Linked DNA regions of Homo sapiens: region 2 is linked to region 1. Evidence: read pairs that join two places in POLR2A ChIA-PET (ENCODE). Cell type or tissue: GM12878. All regions are shown on one strand. Links, peaks and the distances in the headings refer to the core of each region. The heading gives the core; the rest is flanking DNA. Region 1 has its middle 360 kb from the start of LINC00662. Region 2 has its middle 270 kb from the start of LINC00662.

Region 1 (4,394 bases), core at 319-4,318:
ATGAGCTCCCTCAGGAATCTGCCTACCTGCCCTTTCCTTAGTCCTCTGACAAATGTCCTCAGAGCCCCACACTTTGACCAGGATCCCCACTGTTCCTGTTAACACCCTATGGGGGTGGGGTCACAGAGGTGCTCATGGAGGGGCCGCCAGAGCTCGCCAAGGTCTTCAGCACCCTCCTGTCTAACTGGCCACTTGGTTTAGCCAATCCTTCAGTTCAAATAACTAGAATAACCTTTTTTGTCTTTTACTAATAATATGTTTTGCTGACTGCATCCACTGTCTGTTAGGCAGCAAAGAGTCTTTAAACTGTGGAAAGACGGGACACGTGACGTGCCTCTCTCTTTGTCCCTTGGGCAGAAATGTGCTGAGAGAACACTTCCACCTACCTCACAATGTTGAATCCTCACCACTACCTGTGAGTCTTTTGTTCCTTTTGTGTGTGTGTGTGTGTGTGTGTGTGTGTGCGTGTGTGTGTGTGTGTGACAGAGTCTTACTCTGCTGCCCAGGCTGGAGTGCAGTGGCACCATCTTGGCTCACTGCAACCTCTACCTCCCAAGTTCAAGCAGTTCTCCTGCCTCAGCCTCCCGAGTAGCTGGGATTACAGGTGCCCAGCACCATGCCTGGCTAATTTTTGTATTTTTAGCAGAGATGGGGTTTCATCATGTTGGTCAGACTGGTCTCCAACTCCTGACCTCAGGTGATCCGCCCACCTCAGGCTCCCAAAGTGCTGGGATTACAGGCGTGAGCCACCGTGCCCAGCCTCTGTTCTTATTTTAAAGGCAAAAAACTGAGGCTCAGCAAGGAGGACAGTCTGTTCAGCACCACAGAGCTAGTCAACGTTGTGATCTGTGCTAGTTTCCTGGGGCTGCCTTAATAAAGCTCCACAAACTGATTGGCTTAAAACAACAGAAGCTCATTGCCTTGCTTTTCTGCATGCTAAAAGCCCAAATTCAACACGTTAACAGAGCTGTGCTCCTTTCCCAACCTCCAGGAGGATTCCTGTCCTTGCCTCTTCTCACCTCTAGTAGCTCAGCTGCTCTTTGGCTTGTGATAGTTGTGGCAGTATCGCGCCAAACTCTGCCTCCATTTTCTCTCAGTGCCTCTGTCTGAATTGTCTTTTTCTTATAAAAACACCAGTTCTATTGGATTAAGGATCCATTCTATTCCAGAATGACCTCATCTTAGCTACTCCCATCTGCAACAACCCCAGTCCCAGATAATGTCACATTCTGAGGTACTGGTAGTTAGAATTCCAACAGACCTTTTTTGGAAAACAAAATTCAATCTATAACATGATCCTAGCTACAACTTTGGTGTCTTTTCTCCAATTTCAAGGCAAATTCATCTGCTATGGGGAGGAAATCTTCCACTACACCAGAGTGGCCATCGAGTTAGAAACAGAAGCTATACCAGGCAGTTTCGTCCTTGTGGCTGGCAGGATGACACATGACCATTTGCCTGGGAAAGTCCAGGTTTATGCCTGTGACCCAGAGTAAATACTAATAGTGCCCTTTCCATCTCAAAGTTGATGAATTTTGGACAATTATTTGACATCCCACTTAGAGTAGACATTTTCTGGAGCATTTAGTAAGTATCAAACACTGTGCTAAGACAGTCACAAGCATTGTCTTAGACGATAACCTTATAACATAATTGTCCCCACCTCACAGGTGGAGGAACCCAGGAACTGAACAGCCACAGCCCTGCAGCTGGCAAGAGGCAGAGCCAGGGTCTTAGCTCAGGTGGGTTTGATTCCCAACCCTGTGAACTTCATCACGGTATCCTAGTGCCCCCTGGGTGCAGATGGAGCGCAGATTCCTATTTTATTATTCAGAAACTTCAACGAGCTGAGCTAAGCCTCTTCTCAGCCTTCCCTTCCCCAAGCTGATATTTTACAAATCGCAACCATAATCAAACAATTGTTCTTTTGAATGCATTGCGCTGATTGTTCTGAAAGGAAAGTCATAGGCTGATGTGTTCCTGGATGGAGCAGAATCTATCATTTTTCTACTCAGGAAGAGGCTGGCTCTGAAAACACAGTGGAACAAATTCATCACCCGGGAATGGCGCTAACTGCGTTTCCACAGAGGCCCTGCAGCTCTGGTGGCTGACACTGGGGGCAGGTCTGGATCTCTGCAGTGAAATTGTCCCTTCAGGTTGGGTGCCACTTTGATATTTAAGAAGGAAGATTCCACTTCACACAAGTGACCCCTTTTGCTAAGAATAACTCCATTAGCTGCTCTTGAAGCATTGTGGATCAGCGATTGTTTAGTAGCTGCGTGGTTTTGGTGACTGTTTTGAGTTATACATGTTGTGTCATCTGATGAAGAAGATTCTCATTTTAGTGAAAGTTTGAGGAGTGAGTGCCATGCCTGCCTCTGTGAGCCCTGTCCTGAATGCTAGCAGGCATCACCTTGGATTGAAAGCTGGAAAGTTAACTCTGATGCAGGAATACAACAAAAAACATTCAGTGATGCACCTTGTTTAACAAAACCAAAGATTTTGTCCATCCCGTCATAAAGACAGCTTCTGGTAAATTTGGAGAAAGAGAGGGATATTTCTTATCTCTCCCTGAGAAAGTGCAGGCTACGTCTTGCACCTGTGCCGCCACCTTCTTTAATGGGCCGAGTGGTGCACCCTAAAATTTGTTGAAGCCCTAACCCCTAATGTGACTGTACTTAGAGACAGATTTTACAGAAGTAATTAAGGTTAAATTAAGGTCATAAAAGTGGAATCCTAATGACCTTAGAAAGCGGATCCCTTTGTCTGCACGAACACACAGTAAAAAGGCCGTGTGAGGACTCTGAGGAGGCCGCTGCCTGCCATCCAGAGTGAGAGCCCTTACAAGACTCTAACCCTGCTGGCACCAAGATCTGAGACTTCCAGTCTTCAGAATTGTGAGAAAATAAATTTCTGTCACGTAAGCCTCCCAGCCTGTGGTATTCTGTTATGACAGTCTGAGCTGACTAACACAGCCTTGATCTCCATAGCCCCCACCCTCCACACTGACATGCTTCTCTCACCCTGAGGACTGATCCTTTTCCTTCATTCCCCAAAAGCACCACACTTTCATAAAAGCTTGGAAGCATGCTGGGTGACTGCAGCACAGAGCTTATAACAAAATCATGAATGTGATTGCAGACATAAGTCTTCCTAGAGATAAACCTAATTGACAACTTCCCCCTGTAGGAAATTTTCTACGGCCCTTATATCAGCATGCTGCTACACTTTTCCCAGCACCCTTCTTACACCTGTCATTTTCCCTGCACTTCAAATGAGAAGGAAATTCCTTCTATAGAGTCTGGGGCCCTGTGCCCATGTAGGGGATTTTCTCAAGAAGACCTCGATAATACAGGGAGAACAAGCTATTGAAGAAAAGCCCAAAATTCAAGTAAGGGTGAGAACTGCAACCTCCCTACCAAACTGGTGAGGTCAAGCTAGCACCCCTGATGGCAGACACCGGGGAGCTACAAGGAAGGAATGTGGGCACAAAGTAAAAACTGTGCTAAATTGCCAACGTTTCCAGTTTTCCAGCTGTGGCCATGGTAGCCAAAGCCATCGTAGCCCAGCCAAATTTACTGAGCATTTCTGGCTTCTGTCTCCACAAAGCCAGATGAAGGAGTAAAAGGGAAGACTTGGAAGCCTAATATCTCTAAGACACTATAAAGACAAGAAATGGATAACAGTGGTCACCAGGAAGGAGGCAAAACTGGAGATCTGGAGAACAGAAATGGAATAAAGACTTCATTTTTCACTCTAGATTCTCAATTTTCACTTAGTTTTCAGGGCTTTTTTTTTCTAATCATAGATTAGCAATTAAACACTTTTAATAAAATGATTTTAACAGCACTAAATTACATAAGAAAAAAATTCACAGTGCTATAGAAAATAAACCAATGGCCAATGAACATAGAAAATGCTATCAACATGACTCATCATTAAATAAATGCAAATTAAAGGTAGTAACAATAACATCCAAATTACTCCTCAGTGATTTCTCAAAGAACTTAGAATGGCCGTTTGAACCAGCAATCCCATTGCTGGTCATATATCCAAAAGAAAAGAAGCTGTTGTACCAAAAAGACACATGCTCGTGTGTTCATCACAGCACTATTCACAATAGCAAAGACATGGAATCAACCTAAGCTCACATCAGTGGTAAGCTGGATAATAATTCCATGTACACCATGGAATACTGGGCAGCCATAAAACAGAATTAAATCATGTTCTGTGCAGCAACACGGATGCAGCCAGAGGCCATTATCCTAAGCAAATTAACGAGTAAACAGAAAACCAAATACCACACGTTCTCACTTATAAGTGAGAGCTAAACACTGGGTACTCACGGACATAAAAATGACAATAGAAATTGGGGAATACAAGGTTGGGGGAAA
Region 2 (4,394 bases), core at 132-4,131, 85 kb before region 1:
TAAATTGTCCTTAAATTATTGCCCATGTTTTATTAAAAAGTATTATTTAGGAAGTAACCTCTGAAAAGAAAGAACTCTTTTAATTTTCTTTACTAATATTTAAAAATTTAGTCCACATATAAAAGCATGTCTGTCATATTATGCCCCAAATCCTCTTATTGAGCAATTGGAAAACATATTCCTAAGCTGAGGCTTACAGTCATTGCTCGTTATCTGCAGGGGTTGGTTTCAGGACCCCCACAGATTCCAGCATCTGACAATGCTCAAGTCCCTGGTATAAAGTGGCACAGCATCTGCATATAAGCCATGCCCGTGCTCCTGTGCACTTGAAATCATCTCAGATCTCTCCTCAACCCCATAGGCAGGAACTGCTATGCAAATAGTTGTTATCCTCTCTGCCAGCCCCTACCTCCACCTACCTTGTCTTATGCCTCTCTTCCATGTGACTTTTCCTGAGCTGCATTTTTTAATATGAAATAAACCTGTACATATGAGTAGAGTGCTTTTCTGAGTTGTCTGATTCATTCTGGTGAACCTGAGGGAGGTGTTGTGGGAACTCCTGAATTGGTAGTCTGCCAGGAAGAAGCCTCGGCAGCTAGGCCACCCCATTGGTTGCTGGCATCTAAGTGAGGACAGTGCTGTGGGACCGAGCACATAATCATAGGCCTGCTGGCCATTTGTATGTCATTTTTTGAGAAATGTCTCTTCAGGTCATTTGACCATTTTTAAAGAGATTATTTTGTTTTGCTGTTGACTCGAGTTCCTTATATAGTCTGGATATTAATTTCTCATTCGATGGATAGTTTGCAAATATTTTCTCCCATTCTATAGGTCATCTCGTCACTCCCTTGATTCTTTGCTGTGCAGAAGTTTGTTAGCTTGTTTTGGTCCTATTTATGTATTTTTGCTCTTCTCACCTATGGTTTTTTTTAAAAATCTCAGCCCAGACCAATGTCTAGAGGAATTTCTCAATGTTTTCTTTTAGTAGTGTTATATTTTCAGGTTTTCCATTAAAGTCTCTAATCCATCTGGATTTGCATTTTGCATATAATAAGAGATAGGGGCCCAGTTTTTTCTCTACCTTTGAATGTTCAGTTTTCCCCTTATTTATTGAAGAGACTCTTCTTTCTTTAATGTATGTTCCTGGTGCAGGTAGGAACGGAGTGCTAGTAGGAGCTGGGTGCATGGCTCGAGTAGGAGCAGGAGCAGAGTGCTGGTAGGAGCTGGGTGCACAGCACAGGTAGGAGTTGGGCACGGGTAGGAGTGGGGTGCTGGTAGAAGGTGGGTGCACGGCATGGGTATGTACGGAGTGCTAGTAGGAGCCGGATGCATGGCATGGGTAGCAGCGGAGTGTCACCGCATGCCTCCCTGGAGGACCTGTCGGGACTGTGGCCCCAATGGCAGCCTGGCCCTGCCTCAATGGCCTGGGCTCTGAACTGCAGGATCTCACAGGTGGAAGAAACCTTGGAGACCCGCAGCCCCCAGGGCCATGGTGGCTCCCAACAGGGGAGGGCCACCCAAAGCCCCCTCCCATGGTGCCCTTGCCAAGGAGTCCCTGGATGGGCCTGTTTAGACTCCTTTGATGATGGGGCCCCCATGACCCCAGGACAGCCCTGACCATCTCTTACTCACTGTTGACCTTCCTTCAGACCAGGAGATGCACAATATTTGCCAATAGGAATCTCCCATCTTCCCTTAATTCAACTGTTTCACTGACATCCCACAAGCACCACCCCCCATCAGGTGCCCTTAACCTGTGTCCTCGACCCCATTGACCTTCAGAAGGCCTCACCCATCCAGTGGCTCCATGGCAGAACAGGTCTCCCAGAGCCCAGGCCATGGAGCAGAGCCTCCCGTGGCACCAACAGTGGCAGCAGTACCTGTGCATGCTCCCATGTCCTGAGCATGGACTCTGGACAGAGCAAGGTCAGGCTGCAAGGCTGTCTTTAGTCAGGGCCTGACCCTAGGACAGTGTGGAAACACTGGAATGGTTTCAGAAAGGGATGGACAGCATTGGATTTGAGGTCCTTAAAAGTGACTTTGGGTACTGTGTCGAGAGTGGATGGACTGGCAGGAGTGAGAGGCTCAGGGCAAGTGAGGAGGCAGCTGAAGAACTCAAGAGGCAGTCAAAGGGGGACTCGAGGGTGGGAGGAACAGGCACATCTGTTCACAGCTGTGCCTCAGAAGCCCTGTGTTTCACACACTTGCCGATTTCAGAAAGGGCCATCCATCATTCTCATGAAGTGTCTACTCATTCTGAAAGAACTCATCTAGATCTTGAGTGGCTGCCTGTTCTTTCCCCTTAGAGTTACAATTATCATTTTCATTTACTTCCAACTAATAAATGCAAGTGGCTGATTCTGATGAGACCTGTTTCATTTCCTGCTTGAAAGTCTAGAGCAAGAATACTTAGCTCAGAGACTGAAAGTCTAGAGCAAGAATACTTAGCTCAGAGACTGATCTGGATGAGGCTGGGGAAGGAGACCACCAGAGCTTAAACGAAGCCACTAAAAGCAGTAAGAGAAACAACTGTGAAGCCTGTGAGAAAAGCAGGGTGTGTTTCTGATAAGGAAAGGTATTAAGTGTGAAGGAAATGTTTTTATTAAAGAAAAAGTACTTTGTCCTTAACTAAAATGATTCGTTACTCCAGAATGAAAAAAAAAAAAGAGTAGGGCAAAATATAAATGGACATAGAAAGTTGTAGAAGGTTTGTGGAAGGCAAATGCATATGTGGTGAAGCCAGTAAGATTAGATACATTTATTTATAAAATTCATTAAATGTGGCCAATAGTGTACCGATGCAAAACTAGAATTTCTATTTCTGTCTGTTAAAACAATGGTTTCTTAGATTGTTGGTCGGCTTTTTAAAAAGATTGTAAAAAGTTTTTCTTTACCTTTTAAATTATTTGCCCAGGAAACAAAGATTTTGTATCTAATCATCATAATTTCTTGGGCTTAATGTTAACCTTTATCAGGTCCTTGCTTATGTAAGAGAATTAGTGCTCCTTACTTTTAAAAGTGCCTCTCAAAAGCAGATCCTAGATGAAACTTTCTTCTCCAATGGTCTTGAGATTTCCCAGAGGGATTTAGAAAAACCTGAGAGAATTTGTTCTTTCATCTCATGAGGAGATATGTTCAAAATAATGTGGTTTATTTGATAAGTTCAGTTGCCTGGAAAGATGATGTCAAATAAGAAACAAAAACCTTCCCTTGGTTTTATTTGCATGGGTAGAAAGTATTAACATAAATATTTCAGAAATTGTATGAAATTCCTAGAAATGTGTCAGTGTCTCTACTGCTCATAATGTGTCCGGGTATGTTATCAGTCATAATTCCAGCTGTTACTTTTAAATGTTGCATGCCATGGAAATCACCTAAATCCCTTGTGAATTGCATTATTTTTATAATGAGGTCTCAATAGGCCTTTAATATGGTCATTTTAAGTCTTGTCATTCACAGATTTTGTTATTCTCTTATTCTTCTTTAAAATATTTTCAGTTACCAGCCAAAGTGGCTCCTCTTCAAAAAAAAAAAAAAAAGTGATGGTCTGAGACCCATAGGGGCTTCGAGTAAACGTTTCCGATGACATTTACTTACATAATTTTGAGATCATACCACTTGACTGAGTTAAGATTTGCAGAATGAATGGAGGAGCTGACGGATGCATAAAACTGCTAATTCAAGATCAAGCAGAACAGAATTTAATCACATAGGACTGAATGAACTGATAAAGAATGATAATGGATTTTGTTTGAAACATTACCGGCTCACCCAGGCGCAGTGGCTCACGCCTGTAATCCCAGCACTTTGGGAGGCGAGGCAGGCCAGTCATGAGGTCAGGAGTTCGAGACCAGCCTGACCAACATGGTGAAACCCCGTCTCTACTAAAAATACAAAAATTATTCAGGTGTGGTGGCGTGCACCTGTAATCCCAACCACTCCAGAGACTGAGGCAGGAGAATTGCTTGAACCCAGGAGGCGGAGGTTGCAGTGAACTGAGATCGTGCCATTGCACTCCAGCCTGGGCAACGGAGCGAGACACCATCTCAAAACAAACAAACAAAAAACTCATAAAAAAAGAAACATTGCTGACTCTTTAATGTAGTATTTTCTGGGTGTATGGAACTCCTTTCTCTTTTCTGTTCAGCTGTCTACAACTCATAGACTAAATTTTGTGAACAGAAATAAACATTTTATCTTCTCCCTGCCTGATTCCTTCAGAATTTAGAAACTCTTAAGGGCAATAAAATTATTTGCATAAGTTCAAAAAGAATCTGTTCTCTTTGCAACAGGACACAATTAGAAATATTGGTTATATTACCAAGGCCTTGACTGGAATGTCATATTTGGGAATAATGCATAAAATCAGACATGACCAGACAATTTTAAGGAAA

The links. Peaks named below come from ENCODE experiments on the same cell type or tissue, not always from the same donor. Only the 100,000 strongest peaks of a DNase experiment are listed, where the experiment ranks them.
Region 2: POLR2A ChIA-PET joins it to region 1 with 5 read pairs; 2 of 35 experiments call an interaction of 5 or more read pairs at or near these places.

Annotation. Positions count from the first base shown.
Region 1 is chr19:28,150,339-28,154,732 of GRCh38, forward strand. No RefSeq gene overlaps it. Among named protein-coding and RNA genes, the nearest start is that of LINC00662, 360 kb to the left of the region's middle. In GM12878, for the core only: no CTCF peak of the experiment used is centred there; no DNase peak of the experiment used is centred there.
Region 2 is chr19:28,065,795-28,070,188 of GRCh38, forward strand. No RefSeq gene overlaps it. Among named protein-coding and RNA genes, the nearest start is that of LINC00662, 270 kb to the left of the region's middle. In GM12878, for the core only: no CTCF peak of the experiment used is centred there; a DNase peak (open chromatin) is centred at 2,247; H3K27ac peaks cover 2,503 bases.